Linked DNA regions of Mus musculus: all the other regions are linked to region 1. A link is a loop called in an ENCODE intact Hi-C map of the cell type or tissue named here. Cell type or tissue: heart. All regions are shown on one strand. Links, peaks and the distances in the headings refer to the core of each region. The heading gives the core; the rest is flanking DNA.

Region 1 (6,027 bases), core at 509-5,508:
AATAACTATGATAGATTAAAACACATATTTGACTAGACTAGGATTCCCCTAGTAGACACATCTCTTGAGTGCATCTTTGAGGGAGTTTCCAGAGAAGTTTCACTGAGAAGTAAAGATTCACATTGTATGTGGGTAGCACTATTTCATAGGCTGGAGTTCCAAACCAAAAACAGAGAGGAAGCCAACTGAGCACCAGCATCCATTTCTGTTTCCTGACTACAGACACAATGTAAGACACAGACACAGCTGTCTCACCACGCTCTGCTGCCATGCCTTCAGTGCTTCAAACTGGGAGCCAAACTAAACTCTTATGCTCAGACCCCTAAGAGATCTTTAAACTCTTTCAAACTTTTAAATTTGTGTCAAGTGCAATAAAATAATCATGTTAATGAGTTAGCAGGATTATAGACACTTGACTTGAAATGTGGCCTGCTTGGGGAATGGGGAGATTAGACAGATTAGACCATGCTGGGACTGTAAGCACGCACCACCACACCAAGCTCTTCAGTAGGTTTTCTAGTTAGTTGTTTCTGAAAGGACTGTTGCTATTGGAGAGATGACAAGGCTTTTTAAATTTTTTTAATGGAGTCTCAATAACTCACATGGAACTCATAGTGGCACTTCTGCTGTAGCCTCCCACGTGCAAAGCTTTTGAGGTCAGTTCATAGGATTCATTTTCAGACTCTCAAAAGGTTGCCAGCCATCATGTATCATCTAGTTTTCCTTACCTCCTCTTTCTGCATTCACAGCGGACTCCACCGAATCTACACACACTTCCATAAGAAATCCATTTCCTGCTCCTAAAATATATGAACAGACATTCTTGAAGGAACTAGCAATTAATACAAATCTCCCATAAATACTTCATAATTTTGCTGCCTGAATTCACATGTGCAATAGAATAATAAATTGATGCACTAAGGCCCATCTATGTGGTAAAATGTCATTCATTAAAATTGACATCTCTAGACCATGAAATAGATATACAGACACACACATAAGAAACCAAACTGAAACCATCTTTACTACACAGTAAATGGGACACTAATCTCCCTAACACAGAGACCTCATCCCCGTGTATCCCAGCTCAGACTCTCAGAGTGTTTCTCAATGCCAGGCGTTATAAAAAACGAGAATTGGATTTCAAACCCTGGTCCCACTACTTTATTCCCTGTGTGATCCCAGACAAGTTACTTACATTTTCTATAAAACAAGAGTGGGCTTCAGTTCCTACCTCAGGGTACTGAACACTGAGATAACTTACATAAAGGCTCTCATACTAAGCATTCAAACCCATTAAGATACAGGGTTTCCTCTTTATGACTCATTCCCTTCAGTCTCCATTTTTGCCAATGATTATACTATCTCAGTTGACAAAACCCTTCTAGTTTAATCTTCGAATGCTAAACTTTTCCAAGGACCATACCAAGTCACATTTCCACGTTTTTTTTTTTTCCTCCCAAAGTAGAAACTTTTATCTACTTCTTTTGAACTCCAATAACTTGAGTTTATATATTTCTCACTAAACCCCTAGTTTCACCTCTTATTTATGAGATAAACATCTGGTCGTTATAGTTGACGTGAAGTTCCTTAATAAGGTCATTATAAGGATTCTTTATAGTCACCTCTCAGAAAGCAAAGGTCGGTCCTACCATGCTAACAAGTCAAATATACAGTAAAATCTGAATTACAGATTCATATGTTGATAATAAAAAGTGTGGTGTTAGCAGCTTTGGGGTTTTCCTGCAAGTTAAATGTATAACTCATTTTTAAAAAAGATTTATTTAATTTTTATTTATATGAATACACTGCAGCTGTCTTCAGACCCACACTAGAAGAGGGCATCAGATCCCATTACTGATGGTTGTGAGCCACCATGTAGTTGCTGGGAATTGAACTCAGGTTCAATTGAAGAGCAGTCAGTGCTCTTAACCGCTGAGCCATCTCTTCAGCCCATATAACTCACTTTTAGTTATCAGTTTTAAATGTTGGAGCCTAGAAAATGGCTCAATGGGTAAAGCTACTTACTGTGCAAGTCTGACAACCTGAGCTCATTCCCTGAATGTATTTAAAGTTGGAAGGAGAGAATTAACTCGACAAAGCTGTCCTCAGACCTCCACACACTTACTATGGCACATGTACCCACCCCCACACAATAATTACCAACACACTTTTAAAGTGTTTAATTCATGCTTCATGTATTGATCTCTGCGAGAACAGTCACCACATTCTAATAGTGGTTACTCCTGGGCAATGAATTTGGAATTATTTTTACCTTTCTATATTGCTTGACTTCTTCTACCTGATATTGCTTTTATGATGAAAGATTACTTGGAGAAACAAACAAAAATCTGTCACCTCCTAATAAGTTGCAATAGTCATTGATTTAATAAAAGACTATCAGTCCCATAGATTAGGATTCAAACATTAACCAATGGTCGTAAACAACAATACAGTAACTCCACAAATCTGGTAACAGCCCCACCAGTGGGGCTGAAGATGCTGAAGGAGTATCAGGAGCTCCATACAAAAGTATGGGAATGTCTACAAACTGTTGCAACAGGAGCCTGAGCAAAAAGCAAAAAGTAGGGATCAAAAAAGACATTTGAAGCAGTAGTGCTCAAAGTTAGAGACTCCAGATGGCTTTGGGGAGTCTGTGTCTGTATTTGCCTCTTGGGAGCGGACTGCAGCTTTAGAACACTTAAACACGCTGAGACAGGTATGAGAATCCAACTACCTTCCATCAAGTGAGATATTAAAAGAGATTTGCAAAATACAGAGCATTGCCCCTTTTGCTGTTTTGTTTAGGGATATTTATCCTTCATAAAAGTTATTTGTCTTGACATATTAATAGGCATATCTCCCGCAGGAAGCAACCAGTCATCTGTTACGCAATGGCTGTGGGAACGGATCCCACTCGCCACCCTCGGTGGCAGCTCTAGGTTGTAGAGCTGTCACCACACTTTTATTATCTACCACAGAGACAGGGAGGTGGTATGGTGCCCTCTTGTGGCCCTAGGGGCGGCGGGACGCTGAGGGCACTTGCGAGACTGGCGGGGATCCAGGAGCAGCTGAGGGACTGCGTGACTGCCCGGGACTCCGGAGCACTGAGAAACTCGACCGCGGGAAAGCCTGGCAAGCCGGGACCCACCCCGGGGTCCACCGGCCGACCGCCCCCCTGCCCCGCCACCTTCCGCACCCGCCTTCCCCGACGATATCCACGCCTGTTTCCGCTCGCAAGAAGCCCCTTTCTTCATGCTTCCCGCGTTCCTCCCTCGCTCGCCTTCGGTTTCCACTGAGTCCCCGCGGCCGCGCGAGCGACGGAGGAGGCGCGTCCCCGACGCCCGTGCCCGGCAGCCTCCCAGGGAGTCGTGCGTGCACGCGCAGTGGCCAACCTAGCGCGAGGGGGCGCGCACGACGCCTGACCCGGAAGTGCTTGTTCTTTCGGGAGCGGAGAAGCGGACCGCAGCTCGCTGGGGCGCTCCGGCAGTGGCGCTGTACTGTCAGCATGCAACGGTTGCTCCTTCCGTCCCTGAGGGCCTTGACGGGGAGCCGCAATGTCGGGCTCCTGGTCCCTAGGGTGGCGTCCAGAACACAGGTACCCACTCCTGCTGGCTCGGATCACGGAAGCCGGGCTGGGATAAAAAAGGCCAGGATAAAGTAAACGGACCGCCCTGCAAGTCCGGCTCGCCTTCTCATTTCAGGACATATTTCCTTGTGTCCCGACACCTCCCTGAATGCGGATCCGGAAATATTACCCACTGCTGTGTATGACTGACCAATTTACTTAGCTTTTAAGTTTCAATTTCCTTTTCTGTAGAATGGGAGAACGACCTGTTACACAAGGTGTTTGTAAGGATTAAAATTTTAAATATACATCAAACCCTTAGCACGTGATAAAGGCTCAGTAATTTTTCTTTTCTTTTTATTTTATTTATTTATGCATTTATTTGCACATTTGGTTTTTGCTAAAAGCCACCAGGCAGTCAGGAACTCCTATGTAGCCCCATTCCACAGTGAAGGAAATTGAGACTTACTTTAAGTTGCTTGTCTAAGATACCCAGTTACTTAGAAGTAGGAAACTGAACATACTTTTTTTTTTTTTTTTTTTTTTTTGGTTTTTCGAGACAGGGTTTCTCTGTGTAGCCCTGGCTGTCCTGGAACTCACTTTGTAGACCAGGCTGGCCTTGAACTTAGAAATCCACCTGCCTCTGCCTCCCGAGTGCTGGGACTAAAGGTGTGCGCTACTACCGCCCGGCCAACATATTTTTGCTCTTAGTGTTAGACTCAAAAGAAGACATGTATTCTCTTCTCTGATAATCAGTAGTAAAAGGTGAAAGATCTTTATGGTGTGAAGAGAAACCAGAGAATTCTAGAGTTTGTTATGTTCCTGGAAAAAAAAATATGCCCACATAGTGCCTGCCCTTGAGGAGTCAGTTCATTCAATTGTTAGTTCGAGTACCAAATATGTATTAGGTCTTGCTGTGTAAGGACCCAGTACTACAAAGGGAGCAAGAGGAAGAGCTCCCAGCTTAGTGGGGCATAGGGACAGATCACCTGATACATGACTGTGTGTTAAGGCTTGTGGTAGGGAAGGTACTTTGTGCTGTGACAGTAACCTGTTGTAAGATCCAGGAAAGTCTGGGGCATAACGATGCCAGCCCCGATCTCCAGTGGGTAGTATAAATGGAAGTGTGTGGGAGGGAATAGCACATTTAGAGACTGAGAACCCAGTAAGAAAGGGCTCAGTAGTGCAGATGAGAGTCGGTGATTAACCAGAGCGGTAGCTGTGAAATGCAGCCTTACAGGGGCTTTACTCCAGTTAAATTGAGGATAAGTGTTGGTAGCAGATTCTTCAGTTACGATTTTCTGTCTTGCTCCTTAGTGTGGCAGCAGCTGTGGCAGCCAGCGTCCTCTGAGGCCAGGACAGTACAGCACCATCACTGAAGTGGCTCTGCAATCCGGAAAAGGGACAGTGTCCCTTCCTTCGAGGGCAGCCGAGCGGGCGGTGGGCCGATGGCTTCTGGTGTGCAGTGGGACAGTGGCTGGAGCAGTTATTCTGGGAGGAGTGACCAGGTGAGTCATTTACTCTTGGTGAATCAGGTTATCAGCCAAAAAGGGAGCGTTGGGCCTCATCTACTCTAGCTCGCTCCATTACAGATGGGGAAACTGGTAGCCTGCTCTGCCTTAGAACAGGTTGGCTTTTTATTAGTAGGAGTTTCATTATCAGGACCAGTTTCAGTCTTAACTGTTGCTGGGCGTTGTTTCTATATATTTTTACCTCTCCAGTGTTAAGATCATACATAAATCACAGCCGCTTCATGTATCTCTTAGGTTGTCTTAATATCTATAAACTGACTTTATGGATTTAGGCTTTCCCTTCCTCTAACATCTTTTACTTTTATGTATTTATTATAGCTCTGTTATTATTGTACAAGACCAAGTCATTTGTCCTGTGGTTACCCAAAGTAACCAGGGACTATCTGGTGATGGTTAACATATCCTTTGTCCTTTAAATGAGTAGTTGTTTATTAGATTCAGATTGGGAATGAGGGGACAGAACATTGCCTAGGTGATGCAGCATTCACTCCGGGATCTGTTGGGGACTTCAGCTGACTTGATTACTATTGCCTGAATCCATTATTCAGCTGACTTGATTACTATTGCCTGAATCCATTATTTCGTGAGAATTCCAAAATGGTAGTTTGTGTTGTCATCACCCCAGGAGATAGTCTTTATGAGAAAGGCAGGAGGAGGATACTGGTTTTCTTTGTTCACTAATTTCCAAAATAATGAGTCTGTTGCCAAGATCCTCCAAAGGTTACAAGGACAGGATTTGGATTTTAAAGTGCATAATATACTGGGGCTGGAGAGATGGGTCAGCAGTTAAGAGCACTGGCTATTCTTCCAAAGGGCCTGGGTTCAATTCCCAGCAGCCACACAACAGCTCATAACAGTCTGTAACTCCAGCTCCAGGGGATCTGGCACTGTAACGAAGACACACATGCAGGCAAAACACTAAAGCAC
Region 2 (6,027 bases), core at 418-5,417, 220 kb after region 1:
GTATGACTTGAGAGTTTATAAAAAAATAATACTAGTATTCGCTAGGTTTTTTGTTGTTGTTGTTGTTGTTCAAACAGTGCTGTATTGCTTATTGTCTGTGTAGCTGCCTATCTTTGCAGACTTGTATACATTTCACTGGGGTAGGCTCTTAGACATGGCATGCACACCTTAATGTTGCGGAGATGCTCTCTTCAGAGTCTATGGAGGGGCACTGCCCTCAACAGTGATGCCAGTGCTCTTTCTCCCCAACGCTAATCAGTATTTTACATTTTTATCCGCGTGGTGGGTAAGCATCGATAAATTGGTATGACTCCAAATTAATAATGAGAGTCATTTTGAGATATTTGTTGGCTGCTTCTGTTTGTGACCAGTTATCTATTTTGGGGGTGGGGGGCTCTGAAGACGTTGTTCCTTGGTCAGGAGCACTTATTCCTCTTGCAGAAGACCTGGGCTCGGTTCCCAGCACCCACATCAAAGCTTACAACTGTCTGTAACTCCAGGTCCAGGGGATCTAACAACATGGTCTCACTTCTGAGGGCACTGCACACACACTGCAGGCAAAAAAAAAAAAAAAAAAACATGCAGGCGAAACCACTCATACACATAAAAAAAAAAAAACAACATTGTTTTCACTATATAACAAAACTCAGTTATTCTGAAAATCAAATAATTATCAAGGTGAATATCTAGTTTTGTCCTGATAGTTCTCTTCTCGTTAGTGCTCAGTTATATACCAGACATAAACAATTGGTGAAAGTGCTTCTTTTCTGGTGCCTCTGCCCAGACCTGTGGCTACTCCACAGCTTAGAGAAACTAGTGCAGATTATCCACAAGGTAAGGATGGAAGTCTCTAGGTGACCAGGAAACACCCCCACCCCCCCAAACAGCCAAACTCCTAAAAACTCATGAATTCTTTTCTTGTTTTGCTCAGTCGACCAAGAAGCCTCTGGGAGCTGGAACTAGCAATGTGGGAGGGTTATGAACAGTTTTCATCCTGGATGGAAAAGTCCAGGGAGCTGTTACACAACAGTGCAAACACGGCTAACACTACTGTATAGTGAACTTAAAATGGTCAAGATAGTGTTACTTAAAAAAAAAAACAAAAACACGGCAAAAGAGCTAATTTTGTATTAATGTAATTTTAAAGAGCTTGTCTTTAATCAATCAACAAATATTTATGTTCAAATTAGGCACCAAATACCTTTTTTTTTTTTTTTTTTTTTTTTTTTTTGTCATGGAACATGCAGAGAGTTAGGTCTAATGGTTTTGGGTCTTAAGAAACTAGCAATCAAGTTAGGGAGATAGTTAAGGTTACATGACAATTAACTAGCAATCCAGGCAATGTAAAGACACCAGATGAGAAGAAGCAGAAAGTCTTATATGTTTAGAACAGTATTGACCTCTTTGGGCTACAATGATAGAAAAACTCGTTAGGTATCTAAATAGCTTTTAAAGCAATTAAATTTTTGCTCATTTATTTATTTTTATGTGTATGGGTGTTTTGTCTGCATGTATGTCTGTGTACCACGTGTGTGCCTAGTGCTCACAACGGCCGGAGGAAGGCATCAGATCCCCTGGGATTGGAGTTACAGACAGTTGTGAGCTGCCATGTGGCTGCTGGGAATCGAACCAGGATCCTCTAGAAGAGCAGCAGCCAGTGCTCTAACCACTGAGCCATGCCACTTTCTGAATTAGCTCTTCTAATAAATCCTGAGGCATCTCTGCTTAAGAGCGGAGGAAAACAGGCTCAGAAGTTATAATTCGCCCAGTTGACAAGGCAGGGCTGGGGCTAGACTTAATGTCTGCCACCACTTTCTCCTCAGGAGGGTTGTTTAAGTTTGCACTGAAGATTCGTTGCCAAAAAATCTTTCCAGGGTCAGGATAGAACTCAAATATACTAAGAACACTTCTGCTATATATTTTCTAAAATTAGGGTTATTCTCTCCTCCGTGTCCTCCTGACAAAGAGATTGAGCTACACTTAGCACAAAAGTCAGACCCCCCCCCTTTTATTGCTTAGAGAAATTCAAATCATAGTGTAATAGAATCGATCGAGCACACAAGCTGTTTACGCACAGCTGTCAGGCAACCGAAGCTTCAGCAAAGAAGTCCCTCCCCCACCCTGTGGAACATCGTTCCTTAAAGTCACAATACCTGGCCTACGTCTGCATTTGCCCTGATCCGCCCCAAACGCGCTAGAAATGAACACTGACACAGCGGAATGAAGTCAGTGAGTAAGAATTTAGAAGCCATCATCAGGGTTGTGAGCATATGATTTACACACATTAAAAAAACCCACATCCTGCTTCAGAAAGACGATCTAGAAAGTTCAGGAGCGTTTACTGTGTTCATAGAAGACTGCTATCTGGCTGCCTAAGGTTGAGCCACTTTTTACCTTTGCCAGACAGCACACCCAGCAGAACACCTGAAAACTCTGGTTTTCACTAAGTACTCGGTCTTCCATTATTAAGCAAATAGAAGATATGGGATTCCTTCTATAAGACCAATAAGCAATAAGAAAAATAAATTTTAAAAAGAACTTGTATGGATAAAGTAAAATTAAAACAACAACAACAAAACGGTTGGGAGCCTTTCCCCTTTTCCCTAGATGCTCAACATTTCTCAAAAAAAGGGTAGTGCTGCCCTCTACTGCCAGATGTTGAAATGTTAGAAGCTTGTCTCTTCTGGCTTTGAGCAAGAGTCAAGCCATCGGTTATAGTGTCTTAAGAAGTTAGGAGTTAAAACACTGTTTTCTGGCAAAGACATTGAGTGTGCCCTTTTCATTTGCGTCCACCTTGTACCAAAGCTTACAACTTGAGGTCATGTCTAACTAAACAGAGGGGAAAGGACACAACTCGGAGAGATACAATGGAAGTCACTGGGGCTGGAGAGGCGGCTCAGCTTCCAGAGACTCCTTTCCAGCCTGCCTGTACGCCCGACTCCAAGGCATTCGACGCCCTCTTGTGGCAACTTTGAGCACATGCTTGCAGGAGCATCTTCATGAAAAAACAAGAAATGAAATCTCAAAAGAGGAAGAGGAGGGAGGAGGAGAAGAAGGAGGAGGAGGAGGCGAGGAGGCATGACGTTAGCAGTAAGACACTGCATCTATAATGAGCAGATCTACGTAGACACGGGGCCCATTCTGAAATGTTTTTGTTTTGTTTTGTTTGTTTGTTTTTTGCTTAGTATTCTTTTTGTGATTTATGTATTTTTTAAAAATTTATTTATTCGCTCTCATTGGTCCCACTGGCTTCCTTGCTCGCTCTGGCCCAAAGGTTTATTTATTATTTTAAATAGGTACACTGTAGCTCATTTCGGGTGGTTGTGAGCCACCATGTGGTTGCTGGGATTTGAACTCAGTGCTCTTACCTGCTGAGCCATCTTGCCAGCCCCCGTGATTTATGTATTTTTAATATTTTTCTTTTCTTTTCTTTTCTTTCTTTCTTTCTTTCTTTCTTTCTTTTGTTGTTGTTGTTGTTGTTTGAGACAGTGTTTCTCTGTATAGCCTTGGCTGTCCTGAAACTCACTTTGCAGACCAGGCTGGCCTGGAACTCAGAAATCCACCTGCCTCTGCCTCCCGAGTGCTGGGATTAAAGGCGCGTGCCACCATGCCCGGCTCTTAATGTTTTTTTATTTGCTGTTTTAAGTCAGTGGTTTCTCAATCTGTAGGTGAAGACCCCTTAGTCCCTCAGGGTCTTTCTCCATATCAGACATTTACATTATAATTTATAACAGTAGCAAAATTACATTTATACATATAATAATAGAAATAATACAAAATAGTACAAAATAATCTCATGGTTGGGTGTCACCACAACATGAGGAACTGTATTAAAAAGTTGCAAGTGGAAATGAAGGTTCCCCCCAGATGTTAGGAGAATTATGGGATGGTTTCTAAGACATTTTTTTTTTCTCTTGGGGAGAAAGATATAAAAGGCTATTATTACCATGTTCATATTTTAGTTCATTTTTGAATATATTATCTTGTTTTCTTTAATTGTTTTCTAGCACTTACAGATCTTTACAAAAACTTCTTAGAATTATTAAGTAGCTAAGGCTGACCTCAAATTCTCCCTCCGCCTTCTAAGTGCTGGGATTACAGACATGTACCGCCACACCTGGCCCCTTCTCCGTCTAGAAAATATTTCAGAGTGCATACCCACTAAGAGGCCAGATCAAACAGACTTCAAAGAGAGCTCAACCATTACCTTCCAGCTGTCTAGGGACTAAAGTGTAACCTCTATGACAATAATAATAACTTCTACCCATGTGCTAACTGTGCACACGTCTATATGCTACAACTTAACGGATATGAACAGCAGAACTCAGACACATTAAGTAACTCAGTGTCTCAAAAACTAGTAAGAGGCAAAGCTGAATTTTGTTGTTGTTGTTGTTATTGTTGTTTTTCGAGACAAGGTTTCCAGTGTATGTCCTGGAATTGGCTCTGTAGACCAGGTTGGTTTTGAACTCAGAGCTTCACTTGCCTCTGCCTCCCGAGTGCTGGGGTTAGCCACCACTACCACCCAGAGCAAAGCTGGAATTTCATTCTGAATCCAAGCTTAGATATAATTCACCTGGGTTGCTCATCGTTCAATAAAAAGCCTAAAGGACTCTCAAAGCAGAGTTGGTGATATCAGAGGTGATGACGAATCTCATTAACACTTGATGGACACTGTTAGCATCTGCTGAGTTCTTATGAGATACAATTCAAAGGACTTTCACACGGAACCGCTCAACTGCATTAAACAAGTTAATCTTCTTGACAACCCCCTGGGGTAGAACTATTATTACCTTCATATTGCAGGTGAGGAAACGGAGACACGCAGAGGAAATCCACTTCCAGAGGTCAGGCTTTTAACTGTTGTACTTAAGATACTTCTTAAACACAAAAATTACATGGCACAACGATTTCTAAATGGTGCCGGGGAGTTAATTACAGTCAACAGTAGAGGGTAGCATTCACTGCACTTGGGCCTGTTGATATCTTTGGAACATAAAGGTCTTCTGAGCCTTAAATAAAACCTGCACATGTGAGTATCCAGTCCAGGACTAAGTTTAGAAACTGTCTGCTTCAGGCCTCGCTGGGCATGTCCTTTCATGAGATAGGACACAGCAAGGCGCATCCTGGTTTGGTACGAACCTTGAGGCGGTCAGGGTTTGGGGCTGGGGATATGCTGGTAGAGGGCTGAGGCTGAGGATATGCTGGTAGAGGGCTGGGGCTGGGGATATGCTGGTAGAGGGCTGGGGCTGGGGATATGCTGGTAGAGGGCTGTACATAGGAAAGATAAGCATAAAGCTTCCACCCAGGTTCACCCAGGACCCAGCTAGTTAACCTGAGGGAGAAGCTGAAAACTGGCTGCTTGCTTTAGCAAGAGAATTCAGTTACCATTCCATTATACAACTCTTTTAGTGGGGTTTGTGCTTGGCTAACCCACCATTTGGCTACATAGTGACCCTTGAACACACCTTCTCTTGCAGCTTAGGTTTCTAAAGAAATATTGGCTCAGCATAAAACAGTCTCTAAATGCCCTTAGCGACAGCACACATATAAGTAGCCTAGATATGAGGATCCCAAAGTGCTATAAACTCTTCCCTCCCCAACTTATTCTTAAGTTTAGACATTCTGGGCACTGAGGCGTAAGATGGAGTGAAATAATCAGGTGCGGCTTAGCTTAGAGTCCCGGACAGTTGCCACCGACTCTCTGCCTCTTGGAAATGATCCAGACACAGCTGTTGCCGGGTGGCTTCCCAACCCCTCTTTTGCAGTTTTATTTTGTGTTTTGAAGAAAAGAGATGAGGGTGAGGGTGGGGTGGGGTGGGGTGGGAGCCAGAAAGGAGACACTAGGATTCTCCTTGAGTAGTTTTAGAAACTTGTCGGTAGACGACGACGAGGTTTATCAGACTCTTTGTCTTCTGACCTCAGCTGCCCTTTCCCTGGGCACTCTGCGGGCTGCCTCTCCATAAGCCTTTTGCTTGGATCATTTCCTCAGCAAGGAGGCAGTGTTGAGTCAATTCTAAGTCAACG
Region 3 (6,027 bases), core at 418-5,417, 260 kb after region 1:
CTGTTGGTACTGAAACAGTCTGGCTTCCTGCCTTCGGAGAGGAACGGTGGTTATCCCTGGTCTGGCTTTCCTTTGCAAAGCCCTCCGCCCTTGCAGATCCTACCATCTGGCTGGGCTGACTCTCTGTAGGTGCCCCAGGCTGCTGGGTGTGGACGAGGTAAAGGTTATTAGACGTTAGCTTGCAGCTTGTTTCCATTTGTATCCTTTATTGAGGTTTGTTCTTTCAGCTCTAGGATGCTGCCTTCCCTGGAAGAGTTTCTTGCATTCTCCCTAGGGGTGGCTTAAGCCATCAGACTCCAGTACCTCTGATGGGGACAGACTTGGTTGTTGTGAGCAAAAGAGCATTGCTTGTTGCTCTTGCAGAGGACTGGGGTTCTGTTTCTAGCACCCACATGAAACCACAACTGCCCGGAATTCCAGATCAAGGGGATCTGACGCCCTCTTCTGGCTTCCAGGGGTACCTACATATGCTAAGGCATACACATAAATAAATCTTAAAAAACAATTTTGATCAATGTGGCCCTCCAAAATGTCCTACCCAGTAACCACCCCCCACCTTTTTTTTTTTTTTTTTTTTTTTTGAGACAGGGTCTCTCTGTGTATCCCTGACTGTCCTGGAACTCACTCTGTAAACCAGGCTGGCCTTAAACTCAGAAATCTGCCTGCCTCTGCCTCCCGTGCTGGGATTAAAGGTGTGCGCCACCACTGACTGGCTCCCCAGTAAACTCTTACTAGGGCATACTTTTCTTGTTAGGGAAAGAGAATTTTTCTTCTAGTTTTTTATTTTTAAATTTATTTTATAAAAATTTATTTATTAGAAAAATTTCTAATTTTTCTTCTAGGGGGAGTGCCAAAACTATTTAAATTAAGGAAACAACTTTAAGTCTCAATGCCAGTACCAACATGCTAAAAAAGTTTTTAGTATTTTAAAGAAAAAAAAAAAAGATGAAGTGGGACAAATTGGTTAGCGTGTCCTGTACTGTGTCTGGGGTTCTGTGGATGTTTGGGGGACACTGCAAGAGCTCTCAGATGTGGGTGCATGGTAGACTTCAGAGGTGGGCAAACAGAAAACTCCAACTTGCCAAAACTTCAATCAAGTTGTCCAAAGGCATCAGCGCCTTTGAGAGGCAGTTTTGAGAAATGAGTTAAGCAGCCTTTATTACACCACCTGCTAAGTGTAGCCCAGAGAAAACAGCCTTTAGCGTATTAAGGAAAGAATAGCCCCGATTGGGTCTCCAGAGAAGAATCCTGTATTGTTCCAGCATAACCCTCTAATGGTCTTGTTACACTGCTTGCAAGCTGCCTGGCTGGTCCGCCTTCTGGAGCCAGCTAACTGCACACGGAACCTCTGGCCCACTGCTTTCTTGTTCCTGCCTCTAGCCTTTGCGTAGGAACCACTGGAATGGGGCCATCTTGATGTTCCAGAAGGTCCGAGAAAGCCAGCAGAGTCTCAGGGGTGTAGGGTCTGGCCTCCAACATCCTGGTCTTTTCTCATGGTCACATGGGTTCAGCAGCCACTGGCCCTTCTCAGTATCCTCTTAATACCCCCTTGTCTCCACTTACATCCAGTCTTAGGTTTACTTCCCTCTTCTGCCGTTCATTCCTATAAAAATCCGACTCACCTGACTTCCCAAAGCAAAGTCTACCTGAAGTACCCGAACTTTGCTGTAACCTTACCTCAGCCTCGCACCTGCCTCAAGGGTAGTTAGTGCCCTGCAGGCAGGTGGGCCACACAGGTGAGATGTTGACACCTGTGCATTGTCTGACACGCATCTCAAATGAAACCATTTTCAAACTCCAGAATCCCATGGGCAAGCAAAGCAGCTAGTCCAGGAAAACACATTTTTATTTTATTTAAAAATTATTTACAATTTATTGAGTTTTCATAAATACTTTATTTTAAAATCTTTTTTTAAAATGTATTTTAACCTGAAGAAAATCGGAGGGGGGGGGTGGGGCTTGGGAGCTAGGGAAAGGAATGGTGACAGGTCCCTTAGAGGGTCTGCAGAGGGTGGAGTTAATACAACAGTAGTGGCCTGAGCCTGGTGGCCAAAGGACTAATGAGAGGGAACTTTACCTAGCAGGGCTCCCTTGTGAGATCTTGTTCCAAACTCATCATCACTTACTGGCCTAGGTCTGCGACACCAGCACTAAGGGCTGGCACTGTATTCTGAGCAGGCAGGAGCAGGTTGGGAGAGGTGGCTGTGGACTTAGCTAGAACACATGCATGGCTGAGCCTCAGGGCAGCCAGGCTAAACAAGGGGCATGTGAAGTCCATGACATACACAGAAGAGGCATCTCTGGCTCCAAACTTCCCTCCCATGGGCTACGGCCCTCTTGGCAATACCTACTGTGGGTTTGGTAGACAGTGGGCAAAAGTTATATGGGATGTAGGTTGTGACCCTACTGCGTGGTGTGCCAGGGATTTCTAAGGACCCTGTCTTGGTGGGTCCCAACCTTCCCCCATTGACAAGAATGCTTCACCACTTTATAATCAAACACTCTTCTCAAGCATCCCAGAATTCACTCTGCATTGCAGAAACATCGGGCTGAAAGTTCCATTATTCAAAACAGTTAAAAAGCCTTCCTGGATCTGGGAACTTTGAGAATATTAAGAAAGCTTCAAGCTTCTGAAAAACACACAAAAACACTTCCGACAATTTTAAGGGCTCTTTAGCCCACTGGAGTCAAACTATGGACCCCCATGGGGTAATGGCCCCAGGTCAACAACCCCTGAGTTAAAAGTTCCTGTGGGCAAGTATTTCCCCGTGACTGAATGGGGGTGGGGTGGGAGTGGAGGTTGGGGGAGGCAGCTAGGGAATAGTTGGAGATTCAGCAGGCAGCACTGGATCTCTGGGCACTGACTGGAGGTGTGCAAGGATGGGGTGGGAAACGAATCAGAAACTCAAACTTGACTTTGAAATTTTCCCTTGGGCTGGTTGTGTTTCCCAACACCTACATGATTCGTAGGAGTAGATATGCATGGTCACTCTGCCATCTTGTGGTTATGATTAGAATTGCATCTGCCCCAACATCCAGGGCTAAAACCCCTGGATCTGGTAGGTTTTTGGAATACTTAGCTGACCAGCAAGGGATGTAGTAAAGAGGCCTGAGGAGGGGGTATGTGAAAAAGAAAAATGAGCGTTCAACATTCCTGTGTCAAGCACAGTGAAGTCCCGTGACAGCACGGCACATCCGTCCTGGCCGACCTGGGCACTCTTTGGTTTATCATGGCTACACAAATTTTAACAACTTACAATTTTTCATGTAAGTTGTTTTTTTTTTTTTTTCCTGCTTTTATTTTCACTTAAAACCTGAAGTTCTGTATCTGGCTCACAACTTGGTCTCTGTGTCCCCTGAACCTCCTCTTCTGAAGCAAGCTTATAGACTCGGGAAGCCCAAACTGACGTCTCTGGGAGATACAGGGACTCAGGGCTTCCTCTCTCTTTCTTCACTGCAGCCGAACTGCCCTTCCCCAGGCTGTGGGGAGAATCCACACACTAACAGGGAACAATCCTTGTCCATCTGTCCATCCCTGGAGCTGATTTTCACACCGGCTCCTCTAGACTCCAGTACACCTCTCTGCCCGCATCACTGTCTGAGCGAATGCTAAGCATGAACTATGGTAGAAAGCATTATTTTGTCCTGGAAGAAAGAATGGTGAATTCCAGGACATGGGTCTCCTGTGGCCCAGGGACACCAAAGAACAAAGATTATTATTGGGAGCCTCAGAATGGCATTCTCAGCTTTGCGTCGGCCCTGGCCAGTTCTTAGACTATGCTACAGACAAAACCATTTCTAGCGTCTTCCATTACAGGCGTCTCCTTCTGTGTCAGACTGGAGGCAACTGATAAAACGTGCCAGACTGACTGAGGGGTGAAGGGTGAAGGGCCGAATGTTCTGTCACTGATGGGAGGCCTTGGGGGTGGCGAGTGACGGGAGGGTGGGTCTTCCCCCAAAGCCTCAGAGTCTCACACTCAGCCAATGAGGGAAGACCTGGTCATGTGATCAGGGGCGTTAAATTGGAGTTTTCCTCGGAGGCTCGCTCCCCGTCTGCGGACTTCTTTCTTTTCCGGCCACCTGAAAAACAGGTTGTCAGCATCCATGGGGGGATGGGGGGGGGGGACGGGGGACGTTCACGCACTGTCAGCAGCCTGAGGACTCTTCTGTCCTCACAGACGCAGGAGGGGAGACATAGCCCTGCCTTGGAACTCATGCAATGGAACCATGGTGCGGATGTCTGCACCTTTACACCTTGAAGCACTTTCCCAAAAGAGGAGCATTTCTGAAAAGGCTCAGTCCCCCTGGCACTAGCGTATAGTAGAGGGTGCACAGAAGGGATTGAGGTAGTCCCCCAAAAGCCATCTCTCTTTTCCCTGGAAGGCCCCAGCTCAACTGACTGCCAGACACCACACAGTACTAGTCTCCCAGTCTTTCGTGTCCCATGGGCCACAGCTGGGTTCAGGACTTCCCCAGGGCCCTGGTTCAGGGCATCTCCCGCCTACCCTGGGCCAGGTGATGCTGATTGGATAATGCCCTCGAAGGCGGACTTTGGGGGTTTTCAGGAGCATTTTCATCCTGCTTTCTCAGCTGTTGACCTCTGTCTCAGGAGGAGGATGCTCTCCTTCCCCTCCTTAAAGAATATTTATTTCATGTGTGCGCATTTGCACATGTGTGTATGGATGTGTGTTGTCGTGTGGGTGCCACGGTGTCATTCTCTCCTCTCACCACGTGGGTCCTGGGCTCGAACTCAGGCCCTCAGGCCCGGCAGCAAGCACCCTCACCCACAGAGACATGGTCCAGCCCTTTGCTTTCCTTTCTTGGAGTCTCCTGGACACAGTTTTTTTCCCAAAGGACTATACAGTAAATATTATAGGTTTTACAGGCTCTAAGGTCTCTGTCACAATCGTTCAGTCTTACCACTGTGACTACATATGACAAACGGACCTATGGTCCAAAGGTCCCTACTATAAAAAAATCACATGACTAGTCAGAATTTGACTTTAAGACATGTCTGTAAGACTCCTGTCCTAGGAGATCACCAGTGCGATGGGACAGATTTGAGCAGTATCACAGGTGTGGCGCTGGCTCAGGCCCTGCTGTGGATTTCCAGAGCTGTGGTAAGAGTATGCAAGCCTCACCCCACCCCCTCCCCCCGGGAGGACAGGCCTCACTTGCTTTCCCAACTACTTGGTGAGGAGCTTTGGTCTGGGAGAGGGATACTCACTCAAGGTTCTCAGCAGCTTCTTGCCCATGTTTTCCTCAGAGTCGCTGCTGCAGGGGCTGGCCTCTGGATCCAGGTGGATATTACAGCATTCAGGATCCGAAGCTGAAGGGAGAGCAGACTCAGGTCTCCAACCTAAATGTCATCAGGGAGGTTCTGAGGGATGCCTTTCTGAGAGTGACAGACAGGGTCCAGGGGTGGGACCTCTCTGTGAGAGACAGGGTAAAAGGGTGGGACCTCTCTGTGAGTGACAGGGTAAAAGGGTGGGACCTCTCTGTGAGTGACAGGGTAAAAGGGTGGGACTCTCTGTGAGTGACAAGGTGAAAGGGTGGGGCCTCTCTGTGAGTGACAAGGTGAAAGGGTGGGGCCTCTCTGTGAGTGACAGGGTAAAAGGGTGGGACCTCTCTGTGAGTGACAGGGTAAAAGGGTGGGACCTCTCTGTGAGTGACAGTGTGAGAGAGAGAGAGAGACAGACAGACAGAGACAGAGACAGAGACAGGTAGACAGACTCCTGAAAGGTGTTGTTTATTAGTTGGCAAGTGACATTTTACTGCCACAAAGGGAACAGACAACAGGACCTGTAACCCAACAGTCTACTCAAAAGTCAGAATAATGACACCTCTGCAGATACCCTCTGGCAGGAGAGGGAGGAAGATCCTAAGTGTCCCTACTTAGTGTCTGTGCCAGACATTGAGCACTGTCATAACAGGGTGCACACCTGTGTCGTCTTAGAATCTTAGAGCCCAGAAAGGATTCAAGCCTCCCACCAACTGAGCTCTGACCCAGGGAGGCAGGGTGTGTGT

The links. Peaks named below come from ENCODE experiments on the same cell type or tissue, not always from the same donor. Only the 100,000 strongest peaks of a DNase experiment are listed, where the experiment ranks them.
Region 2: it touches region 1 in a loop (4-fold over the local background); 12 of 42 quality-filtered maps call a loop at or near these places.
Region 3: a loop joins it to region 1, with 2.4 times the contacts of the local background. A loop is called at or near these places in 2 of 42 quality-filtered maps.

Annotation. Positions count from the first base shown.
Region 1 is chr19:43,750,393-43,756,419 of GRCm38, reverse strand. Cox15 (cytochrome c oxidase assembly protein 15) reads left to right here and starts at 3,420. Exons shown (of 9, transcript NM_144874.4): 1 at 3,420-3,598; 2 at 4,886-5,076. The coding sequence starts at 3,509. Cutc (cutC copper transporter) reads right to left here and starts at 3,397. Exons shown (of 9, transcript NM_001113562.1): 1 at 3,200-3,397; 2 at 729-800. The coding sequence starts at 3,257. In heart, for the core only: a CTCF peak has its summit at 3,006 (motif pointing left); a DNase peak (open chromatin) is centred at 3,409; H3K4me3 peaks cover 1,856 bases; H3K27ac peaks cover 1,640 bases.
Region 2 is chr19:43,527,309-43,533,335 of GRCm38, reverse strand. No RefSeq gene overlaps it. Among named protein-coding and RNA genes, the nearest start is that of Got1, 5.7 kb to the right of the region's middle. In heart, for the core only: CTCF peaks have their summits at 2,667 (motif pointing left), 2,951 (motif pointing left) and 4,947 (motif pointing right); DNase peaks (open chromatin) are centred at 2,945 and 5,095; H3K4me3 peaks cover 442 bases; H3K27me3 peaks cover 384 bases.
Region 3 is chr19:43,493,012-43,499,038 of GRCm38, reverse strand. It overlaps Cnnm1 (cyclin M1), which reads right to left. Exons shown (of 12, transcript NM_001373992.1): 11 at 5,228-5,329; 12 at 1,829-4,080. The coding sequence ends at 4,001. Among named protein-coding and RNA genes, the nearest start is that of Got1, 29 kb to the left of the region's middle. In heart, for the core only: CTCF peaks have their summits at 464 (motif pointing left) and 3,024 (motif pointing left); DNase peaks (open chromatin) are centred at 1,408 and 2,958; H3K4me3 peaks cover 1,143 bases; H3K27me3 peaks cover 975 bases.